Regions from separate parts of the Homo sapiens genome. Here region 1 is linked to region 2. A link is an interaction called in ENCODE POLR2A ChIA-PET data of the cell type or tissue named here. Cell type or tissue: MCF 10A. All regions are shown on one strand. Each heading gives the region's core, and the rest is flanking DNA. Links, peaks and the distances in the headings are about the cores only. Region 1 has its middle 23 kb from the start of LINC01203. Region 2 has its middle 97 kb from the start of LINC01203.

The links. Peaks named below come from ENCODE experiments on the same cell type or tissue, not always from the same donor. Only the 100,000 strongest peaks of a DNase experiment are listed, where the experiment ranks them.
Region 1: POLR2A ChIA-PET joins it to region 2 with 5 read pairs; 1 of 35 experiments calls an interaction of 5 or more read pairs at or near these places.

Annotation. Positions count from the first base shown.
Region 1 is chrX:13,355,209-13,360,598 of GRCh38, forward strand. No RefSeq gene overlaps it. Among named protein-coding and RNA genes, the nearest start is that of LINC01203, 23 kb to the left of the region's middle. In MCF 10A, for the core only: no CTCF peak of the experiment used is centred there; a DNase peak (open chromatin) is centred at 2,903.
Region 2 is chrX:13,429,327-13,434,716 of GRCh38, forward strand. No RefSeq gene overlaps it. Among named protein-coding and RNA genes, the nearest start is that of LINC01203, 97 kb to the left of the region's middle. In MCF 10A, for the core only: no CTCF peak of the experiment used is centred there; a DNase peak (open chromatin) is centred at 3,245.

The DNA of each region.
Region 1 (5,390 bases), core at 56-5,055, 74 kb before region 2:
TTTTCCTTCATTTTGCAAATCTGTTGGCTGTGAAATGGCATATTCTTGTTTAGTTTGCATTTCCTAAAAACTAGAGAAATAGAGCAACATTCCATTCATTTGGTATTCAAGTTTCCTCTTCTGTGAATTTGCTTTTTCATATATTTTGCCCATTTGGAGTATTTGTCTTTTTCTTGCTGAATTGTAAACATTTTTTTACATATTTTAAATACCAACATTTGTTGATTATATGCATTGCAAATATCTTCTTCCTGTCTATAATTTCTTTTAATTTTAAGGTGCTTTTTTCTTGTATTTAAGTTTGTAATTTTAGTGTAGTTATATTTGTCTATTTTTTCCTTAATTAAGGGTTTTGTTTTCTTGTGCTTGTCTATGGAAGATTTAAGATTATAAAGATTTTCTCCTTTATTTTCTTCCAGAAGTTTACATGGTTTCTTTTGACATTTAAATCTTTGTCTGGAATTTATCTTTGTGTGATATAAGCTAGTGACTTAATTTTCTTTTCAGAAGGATAACTAATTTCCCAGACTCGTTTGTTGAATAGTTTATACTTGCCCCACTAATTTGTAAGATCTTCTCTGTCACGCATCAAATCTCTGTGTATGCCTGGATCTGTTTTGTCCAACTCTGCACAAGTAGCATGCTATCTAAATTACTATATTTTAAAAAGTAAGTCTTGATATTTGGTAGGGCAAGTTTCATGTGTCTTAACTATTATGGTCTCTTTCTCATCTATATGAATGTTAAGGTCAGCTCATCAGTTTCCACAGAAAATCCTTTCTAGATTTTGATTTGAATTACATTGCATTTATAGATTAGTTTGAGAAGCATCATCTTCCCGATCTTGTCTTTCCTTTCATGAACCTGCTATATTTCTGCATATATTTAGGCCATCTTACACATCTTTCAGTACTGTTTTGTATTTTTCTCCATAAAAGGTTTTGCATACCTTGTGTAAATTTATTCTTAGGCATCTTTTAGGTCATATAACTGTGGTAAATGAGAACTTTATTCTAAAACATTTTCTATGCCTATCAACATTTTCTCCGCTATTTTTTTCTTTTATGTTTTATACCTAATTTTTTTTTTTTTTTTTGAGACGTAGCTTCACTCTTGTTGCCCAGGCTGGAGTGCAATGGCGTGATCTTGGCTCACCACACCCTCCACCTCCCGGGTTCAAGCGATTCTCCTGTCTCAGTCTCCAGAATAGCTGGGATTACAGGCATGCGCCACCACACCGGGCTAATTTTGTATTTTTAGTAGAGACGGGGTTTCTCCATGTTGGTCAGGCTGGTCTCGAACTCCCAACCTCAGGTGATCCGCCTGCCTCAGCCTCCCAAAGTGCTGGGATTACAGGCGTGAGCCACTGCACCCAGCCTGCTTTTATGTTTTATACCTAATTCTTAAAAGTATTTGCATTTTATTCTTTGCATGATGTGAGATGTGAATATAACACTTTCCCCCGAGTCAATTATTTTCAACTCTGACGAATAATCTCTTAACCCATTGGTTTGTGAGTCTTCCTTTGTTATCTGTTATCTTCTCATATATCAGGACTCTTTTTTACAATCACTTTGTTTTCGTTGATGATATATATCCATTTCCATGCCAGTATATGATCTCATTTCCGTAGTTTTTAATGTGTCTGTGTGTGTTTGTGTGTGTATACATACACACAAAAAAGTAGAACAATGAAATAATGTGTCTCTTTCTAGAAGAAGTATTAAGAGGCAGGAAGATTGCTTGAGCCCAGGAGTTTGAGACTGCAGTGTGCTACTATGATTGGACCTGTGAATAGCCACTATACTCCAAACTGAGCAACACAGTCAGGTCCCATCTCTTTTTTTCTTTTTTCTTTTTCTTTTTTTTTGAGCCTGAGTCTCGTTCTGTTGCCCAGGCTGGAGTGCAGTGGCGTGATCTCTGCTCACTGCAACTTCCACCTCCCAGGTTCAAGCGATTCTCCTGTCTCAGCCTCCTGAGTAGCTGGGATTACAGGTGCGCCACCATGCCTGGCTAATTTTTATATTTTTAGTAGAGACGGGATTTCACCATGTTGGCCAGGCTGGTCTCGGACTCCTGACCTCAAATGATCTGCTTGCCTCGGCCTCCCAAAGTGCTGGGATTACAGGCGTGAGCCACCCACCGCACCCGTCCTGAGGTCCCATCTCTAAAAAAATAAAAAGTATTGAACCAAGGTCCTCTCACGTAATTTTTCACAATTTATATTATGCTTTAATATCTAGCAGAGCAGCTCAATTAATTACTCTTGGAGTGTGTTAAACCAATATGCTAATTTGGGAAAAATTTACCTCCATAATATTCAGTCTTCTTATTCTGTATTCATCCAATCATCTTATTCTATATTCATATATTCATGTTTTCTTGTAACTTTCTCAGTTGCAGTTTGTAATTTTCCTCACATAGATTCAGTTTTAAAATTAACATTATGTCTAGACATTTTAGGGTGGAGTGTTGTTTCCCCAACACCTCATATATCTTGGTTAGTTACTTCAGGGAGAGCAGGAGAGCTGGTTACTTTTGTTCACTTATCTTTAACCAGTCATTTTACTAAACTCCCATAAAGATAGCCACTTTTTAATTATCTTGGGGTTTCTCAGTAGGCAATTATATCATCTCTAATAATACTTTTTGTTTTCTCATTTCCAATAGCAACGTCCCTATATCTGTTTTAGAATTATATTAACTAATACAATGGCAGTAAGGATCTTTGTTTTCTTTCTGATGTTATGGGATCCTGTTTCTATTTTGGTTCTTTGTCCTGTAGTGTGGGTGCTCATTAAAGGACTTCCTTTGTGTTTTGTCTGGATTATTCTCCAGGCAGCTGGTAAGCTCCTTGTGAAGACAGCCCATCCTGTTCTAACATGTCTGATACTCTGTGTCTGGTCTCTGCAGCTCCTGGCACACAGCAGGGAACTTGATTAGGGCCTGAAAGAATGTGTCTTATGCTGGATTCTTGGGAGGCCCTAAAAGATCTGCACTGCTTCTTTCTGGATGTGGCCATGTGTTTAGAAACATCTGCTCTCCTAGAAGTCTGGGGTTCCTGTTCCAGCTTCGAGCAGACACTTGGGTTTCCCTTACAGGCTACTGTCTGTTGTTGACCACATACTCAGGAATAAATGGAAATTGCAGCAATTTTGTCAGTAGGGTTTTGACAAACTGAGAGATTCCAAACAGAAAATAAAGAGATTCTAAACAGAAATACTTACTTGTTATAAAATAGCACATGCAAATTTCCCACCAATCCCATCACCAAAGGTAAGCACCACTAACAATTTAGGGTTTGTGTTTATGCACACTTGTACACATAAATACATGCATTTCTAGATGTGTGTTCTATGCTTTTCAAACATATGCATGTTTGAATAATGTGAGCCCATTTTTGTAACTTCTTTCCAATTTTATGTAAATATTGTTTATTCGTTTTAGCAGCTATATATGCCACCATATGGCTAGACTATAATCATCTTTTCTCCTATTAATATATATTTCTAGTTTGTTTCCTTGTGTCTTAAACCAACTTATATTTAGGATAGATTTCTAGAAGTAGGTTGTCGAAGTATAAGGTAAACTTTTTTTTTAATTTAGCTTAATTTTAACATACTTTCAATTCATTCTTTGACCATAAAAATTTAGAGTCTGGTCCATGAACCATGACTTATTGGTCTGTGATAAGTACAGACATTAAGAGTAAGTGTTTAGAAGTGTTTATCATAATTTGATATTTCTATGATATCCAAACATGAATTTTATATTTTACAAAAGCATCGGACTGAAAAAGAAAACCTGATTATTTTAAAATAACAATAGTAATGCTAAAACAAATTGTGGAAAGGGCTCATTTGGACAATATGGGTTAAGTGAGGCCAAAAGCTTTTCACTGTGAAAATCAAAATATTTAAGGAGTAGTGTCTTAGAAGACATATGAGGGATAAATGAAAAAAAATGTTATTTTTAAAATATGATGTTGAAAAAAAATATGCTGTATTTGGAGCTGGATATGGGGTATGACCAATTATATAATAATTTCTTATCAGAAAAAAAGAATAAAAGGACCTGATTCTGCACCATGAATAATTGGGAAGCACTGCTTCCATGAGCAGTCAAAGGGAGTTTCCATTTTCTTTTCTGAATCCTCACCTCTAGCTCACATTGTCAAAAATCAAAATGTTTGTTTTATAATCTGTTGGTTATAAACACTCTCACTGTTGTTTTGATGTGAATTTCTGTGATTACTAATGATGTCCGTATCTTTACTCGTTATTTGGGTTTCTTCTTGTTATTTATATCGTTTGTGCTATTTTTTATTGGCTTGGAGATTTTTCTTTTTTTTCTGGTATCTGTGGATTTCACATACTTATATTTGAGCTCCTCTATTATTTCAGAAGTAATTTTGTTATACTTTACCCAGTAAATTCTATGTGTTGAGAGCATGAAGAATTGGCCTCTCCTCTAGGCTCCATTATATTTTCTTATTGGGCACTGCTGGTTTAATGATATAGCTATAGATTTTTGTATAGTTGTCTTTCTTTTGCACTCTCTTACTGCTAATAGTAGTTTTTTAGGGAATACAATTTTCTCTTTCTCTGTACCTCTTTCTTTTCTATTCTTTCCTTACAGCAGTACCATATTTACTGGACATGCCTTTACAAACAATTTCAATTCTGTCAGTAATGCACATCATGGTCCATAGTCAGTTGACCTGTCATCAGAGTCTGTATGACGGTCAAAAAACAAAATGAAAGAAAGCAAAACACAGTTTAAAACTGAAAAATTGCTGTTCATTAAGTCGAGGTTATTTAGAAAAAGAAATTGTTAGGGATTCCCGTAGGGTCAGTCTCTGATATCAGGACTGTCCATTCTCTCAAACAATAATGCTGTCCAGTCTCTTCAGAGGCTTTCTGATTTGGCCCTGTTCCTATCCTTTGTCCAGGACTTTTCTCCACACACTTTCTCTTAAGCCAAATGGCAGGTCAAATGAAGCCCTGAAATACAGCCATCTGTGGGTGTTGAAGTGGGGATGATTGTGGTCAGCCCTGGGAAGCTGGGCATGCATGTCACAGATTTAGAAAGTACTGCTGGCTGGCAAGCTGATGGAGGGCAAAATGTGCACATGGAAGCAAATGCACAGCTTCAAGTGATCAAGTGTCAGTGCAGACAGCAGGTGATGAGGGTGGCTCACACCACCTGCTGGAGCACAGCTGTCAGAAAGGGGATAGCCACGTGTGGGGCCACAGGCAGTGCCAACCCAACAGGTGAAAGCCCAGGACAGAGAAGAGCCCAGAAGCTCTGAGGCAGACATTTGGGTCACAGCCTGGGATGCACAGTCATGCCTTGTGCCCAAAATGAAATGCCAGCAAGTGTTTCTCTCT
Region 2 (5,390 bases), core at 311-5,310:
CCTCCCAAAGTGGTGGGATTACAGGCATGAGCCGCTGTACCTGGCCAGCTTTCTTTATCAAATGAAGAAACCTAAATACTGAGAAAATAAGTGAAGTGCTCATGGCACAGCTAGTGAGTGAAGAAGCATATTCCCTGGCTCCTAGAAATGTGCTGTTTTAGAAAATGGAATTTCTCTTTATGGATGATAAGTACAACCACTGAGACATGAAAGAGCAATGGAAGAAGTGTGTGTGTGTGTGTGTAAATCAATAACAGCACAAGGTTACATAAAATGAATAGTAAATAAGCGAAACAGCTCTCACCTATGGTGCATATTATGAGCCAGGCAAGTACTTTTTGTGTGTTTCTTCATTTAACACAAAACTCTACAAGTTAGATGCATTATTATCATCATTCCCAGATCACAGATGAAGAAAATTAAGATACTGAGAGTTTAAGTAACTTGCCAAAGCTCACACTTGCCAAGATCTGACTCCTGGATTTGTGCTCATAACCATCAAACTATACTGTCTGCAGGGGCCGGCCAGAGAAGTTCTAGAAGTGACAGATTACCCTTGGCTTTTGGCAGCAGGGGTCTTGAAGAAAGAACATGGGATTATGACTAATTAAGGACTAATTCTTCCTAGGGCCATCAAAGAACTCATTTGTGTCAGTTAGAATATTTTCCAGGGCAGAAACTAAATATCCAACTAAAAATGACTTAAACAACAGGGGTCTACTGAAAAATCTCACATAATAAGAGGTCTGGAGGCAGGAGGTTCCAGACTTGGTTAATTCAGCAGTTAAATGACTTCAAAGCAGCAGTGACTCACATATTCATTCTTTATTTTCCATCCAATTCCATCTTCTTTGTAGTTCTCTTGATCCTCTGTCATGGTCTTGCAATGGCCCCCCTCAGCTCCAAGTAGCAAATATCAGAAAAGGAGGGAGGAACTTTGTCCCAGAATCCCTTAGCAGGTATTCTCTTTGGTCCCATTGGCCACGAATGGGTCACCTGCTCTAGACACAGGGGAAGCTGGGAAAGTGAGTCTTTGGCATTCTCTGTCTCCAGCATGGGAGGCAGGTTCTGCTAGAAACAAAAAAGCGGAAGGATACTGGCAGTGGGAAGGCAACCAATCTTGATGCCATATAGCTTAAATCCCACGTTGAAGCCTTCTTCTTGGCTGTGCTGTTTGGAAAAGCCAGAACCCAACAGCTTTGCAAAGATAATCATGGGAAAATAATTCGAGATGATACTCAGGTTCTGGCCAGAGATGACACCATCCGATGATGTCATATTTCACAGCAGGATACCAGACAGGCCAGAAACCAGGACCTGAAGCAGTCAGTGCCTATTCTGAACAGAGAGGCACTACATTGACCATATTTGGGAGGCCTCAGAGAATGGCTTCCACATCCAGACCAGAGCCAGGACAACTGGGATTGCTGGGCTCAGCCATATTTGATGAGTGTTTATTCTACTTATGGCAGCGTATTAAGCATTTTGGGGAAGGGGTGATGCCGAGATATCAGATGTGCATCCTGACCTCGAGAAACAAATAAAAAATCTAATAATAAACATCAACTGAGCACTATCTGCCAAGTCTGTTTAAAGCAACTTACATATCTCTAGACACCTTAAATATACGTCAAATCTTCACAGTAACCCTATGAGATAGGTTATATTTATGATCCTTATTTACCAATATGGGAACTGAGGCCAGGAAGGAAACTGAGGCATGGAGAGTTTAAGCAATCTTGAGATTGTTACCCAAATATTTGCTGTAAGGACACACCACATAGGCGCTCCCAGGAGTGCTTAAAACATTTTCTCTAAATTTACGGTGATGAATTCGTCCCAGGTTGCTTGGGACTCTCCCAGTTTTAGCACCGAAGTCCATGTACTGGGACAACCCTCAGTCCTGGGCAAATAAGAATGGTTGGTCATCCTACAAATTATAGGCACACTCAATCTAGATTGCCCTGACAACCCAATTAATGGATAATGGAAAAGGAAAAGTTAGAGAGAGTTTTCCCTGCATAGTCAATTCCCATAACAAAAGCTCCTGTAGTCAGAATAAAAGAGTTTCCTTAAACATTGGGTTTTCTTGGAATCAAGAGATTATTCTACCCAAGGGGTAGAAGAAGAACTACCCAAGGGGTTCTTCTTACCCACTGCAATAAGAAAGACCATGGCGTGTAGTAGAGAGTTTAATAGACACAAAGCTGGGCACGCCACGTGGGATGCAGAGTTAGTACTCAAATCATTCTTTTCCAAAGCTTGTAGGTTAGGGATTTTTCTTTTTTTCTTCTTTTTTTTTTTTTCGAGACAGAGTCTTGCTCTGTCGCCCAGGCTGGAGTGCCGTGGCGCGATCTCAGCTCACTGCAAGCTCCGCCTCCTGGGTTCATGCCATTCTCCTGCCTCGGCCTCCCGAGTAGCTGGGACTACAGGCGCCTGCCACCACGCCCGGCTAATTTTTTGTATTTTTAGTAGAGATTTTTCAAAGGCAGTTTGAGGGAAAGGGTGGGGGTGGCCAGGTAAGGGATGCCTGCTGCTGATTACATGTTGAAATAATATTCCAGATATATTGGGTTAAATGAAATATTCTAGATATATTGGGTTAAATGAAAGATATTATTAAAATTAATTTTACCCATTTGTTTTACATCTTTTAATGTGGCTATTAAACAAATAAAATTACATGCATGGCCGGGCACACTGGCTCACGCCTGTAATCCCCGCACTTCGGGAGGCCAAGGCGGGTGGATCACCTGAGGTCAGGAGTTTGAGGCCAGCCTGGCCAACACGGTGAAACCCTGTCTCTACCAAAAATACAAAAATGTGTTGGCACACACCTGTAATCCCAGCTACTTGGGAGGCTGATGCAGGAGAAGCACTTGAACCCAGGGGGCAGAGGTTGCAGTGAGCCCAGATTGTGCCACCGCACTCCAGCCTGGGCAACAGAGCCAGACTGTCTTAAAAAAAAAAAAATTACATGTATGGCTCACAGTATATTTCATTGGACAGCACTCTTCTAAAAAGACACTTCTAGAGAGTATGTCTCTATTAAGAGGGTTTCTCTTTGTGTAATATTGTTTACAAAACCAAGTTAAACATTAATTAGTTAAAATTCTGTAAACCGTGAAAAGGCCTCAAGGAGATTTGCAAAGGGAATCTCCTTGTCTTGGAGGTGTTGTCTTGAAGCTGCTTAAGCAGAAATGCTGCCCAGAACACACTCATGCTTTCTTGTGACCAGTGGCTCTAGGCCAAACTACAGTACATGTAAAAATAACTCTGATGAGTTCATTGTTCTGAACTTAAAGTCAAATGGGCTGTTGGCTCTTTTCACATAGTTTGAATCTTTTATGACCAGAAGATGCAAAACACATTTTTAAAAGCAGTAACTAATGCAGTCCAAGTCATTTTTTTAAAAAAACTTTTGGGTATTGAGCAATTTGGGGCTCTCCAAGGATTGTAATGATTATATTTATATTTGTATAAATATTTTCAAAGTTCTTTACAGTTTTTCTTTAGTATTTCCACTTGAAAGTGACTACATATCCCCATGAGGTAATCTGAGCTGTTATTTTATGCACATTTTACAGATGAGACACTGTCCCAAGTCTTCTTAATTCTGTTTAGTGTTCTTTTGGCTACACCCAGTGTGATGGAGCCAGATCCTACCCACTCATGAGAGCCAATTGTGCATCTCTGCACAGCTCAGCAGTCACATTATGTTAGTAGCTTGAAATCATCCACAGTGTGAGCGTTTATACCATGAGAATTGGCAAAGGCTACATAGTCCGTTTATTTGTTTTGTTGTTTCCGTTGTTTATTTCTTGAGTACCAGTTACTAAACATTTAATGGCACACTGCTAGATACCTCCAAGAATGAGAAAACTTGGGGATTAAAAGACATTTGCTTAGTCTGTTTTGTGTTGCTATAACAGAATACCATAGACAGGGTAATTTATAATGAATAGAAATTTATTTGGCTCGTGGTTTGGTTCAGGAAGCTGGGAAGTCCAAGAGCATGGCATCAGCATTTGGCAAGGGACTTCGTGCTGCATCATCCCATGGGAGAAGGTGGAAGAGCAAAGGAGAACAAGAGCCACAGAGCAAGAGGGGGCCAAACTCACTTTAATAACAAACCAACTCTCAAGATAACTAAACCACTCCCATGATAATGACATTAATTCATTCACAAGGGCAGAGCCCTCATGACCTAATCATCTCTTATTAGGCCCCACCTCACAACACTTGCACTGAGGATTAAGTTTCCAATACACAAACTTTGAGGGACACATTCAAAACATAGCAGATGCATGTTACAAAACAGGAGCAGAAACACAAGTTCTCTGAGTTCAAGAACTGAATTCTGTAGATAGATTTTTTGGTTTTTTTTTTGAGATGGAGTTTCTCTCTTGTTACCTAGGCTGGAGTGCAGTGGTGCGATCTCGGCTCACTGCAACCTCTGCCTTCTGATTTCAAGCGATTCTCCCGCCTCAGCCTCCTGAGTTGTTGGGATTACAGGTGCCCGCCACCATGCCCAGCTAATTTTTGTATTTTTTTTTTAGTAGAGATGGGGTTTCACCATGTTGACCAGGCTGGTCTGGAACTGCTGACCTCGTGATCCGCCCGCCTCGGCCTCCCAAAGCTCTGGGATTACAGGCAAGAGCCACCGTGCCCGGCCAACAGATTTTTTTTTTAAATGAAAAGATCCATGGTATCTTCAGTTTGCATATTGCAAGAAAATGAGGATGCTACTTCTTTAACCTGACAAGGCAAGGCCCAAGCCACTTAAACCTAAGCCAGCAGCCAGCCCTCCTACAGAAGAAATGGAAATCACCTTCACTGCTCCAACACAATTGTATGCTCCTGTCTTTCAGTTGTTTCGGTGTCTCTCTCTATCCCTTTTTCTGTCTTTGTGTGTGTGCATCATACATACACAAATACACACACCACACATGATTTTTACTACCTAAGTTACTATAGCAGACAGCTAGAAATTCAAGAAACCAAGTAACGCCTTCATTCAAGGAAAGGTGGAATAATATACTTCATTTTCTTTTATGGAACAACAATCAAGCACTAAATTTACTGATGAAGGGGAAATCATTGAAACTGGAGAGGAAAGGGGATACTGGATGTGAAAAACATCTATATATACCTCAGATAAAATCACTTCAATCATCTCTGATTGTCTCATATCAAATCAAGCCATTTTTTTCCAATTACTTTATTATTCTCCAACAAGAGAGCTAGATTAGATAATCACATATGAATTTCAGATTGTGCTTGCTAACTGACGTTTGCCAATAGCAGTCACTTGAAAAGAGCTGCTCTAAGACAAACTATTCTAAATGAGTGGTTTGGCATGGGGGGGAGGTCGCTTTCTTTTAACTCAT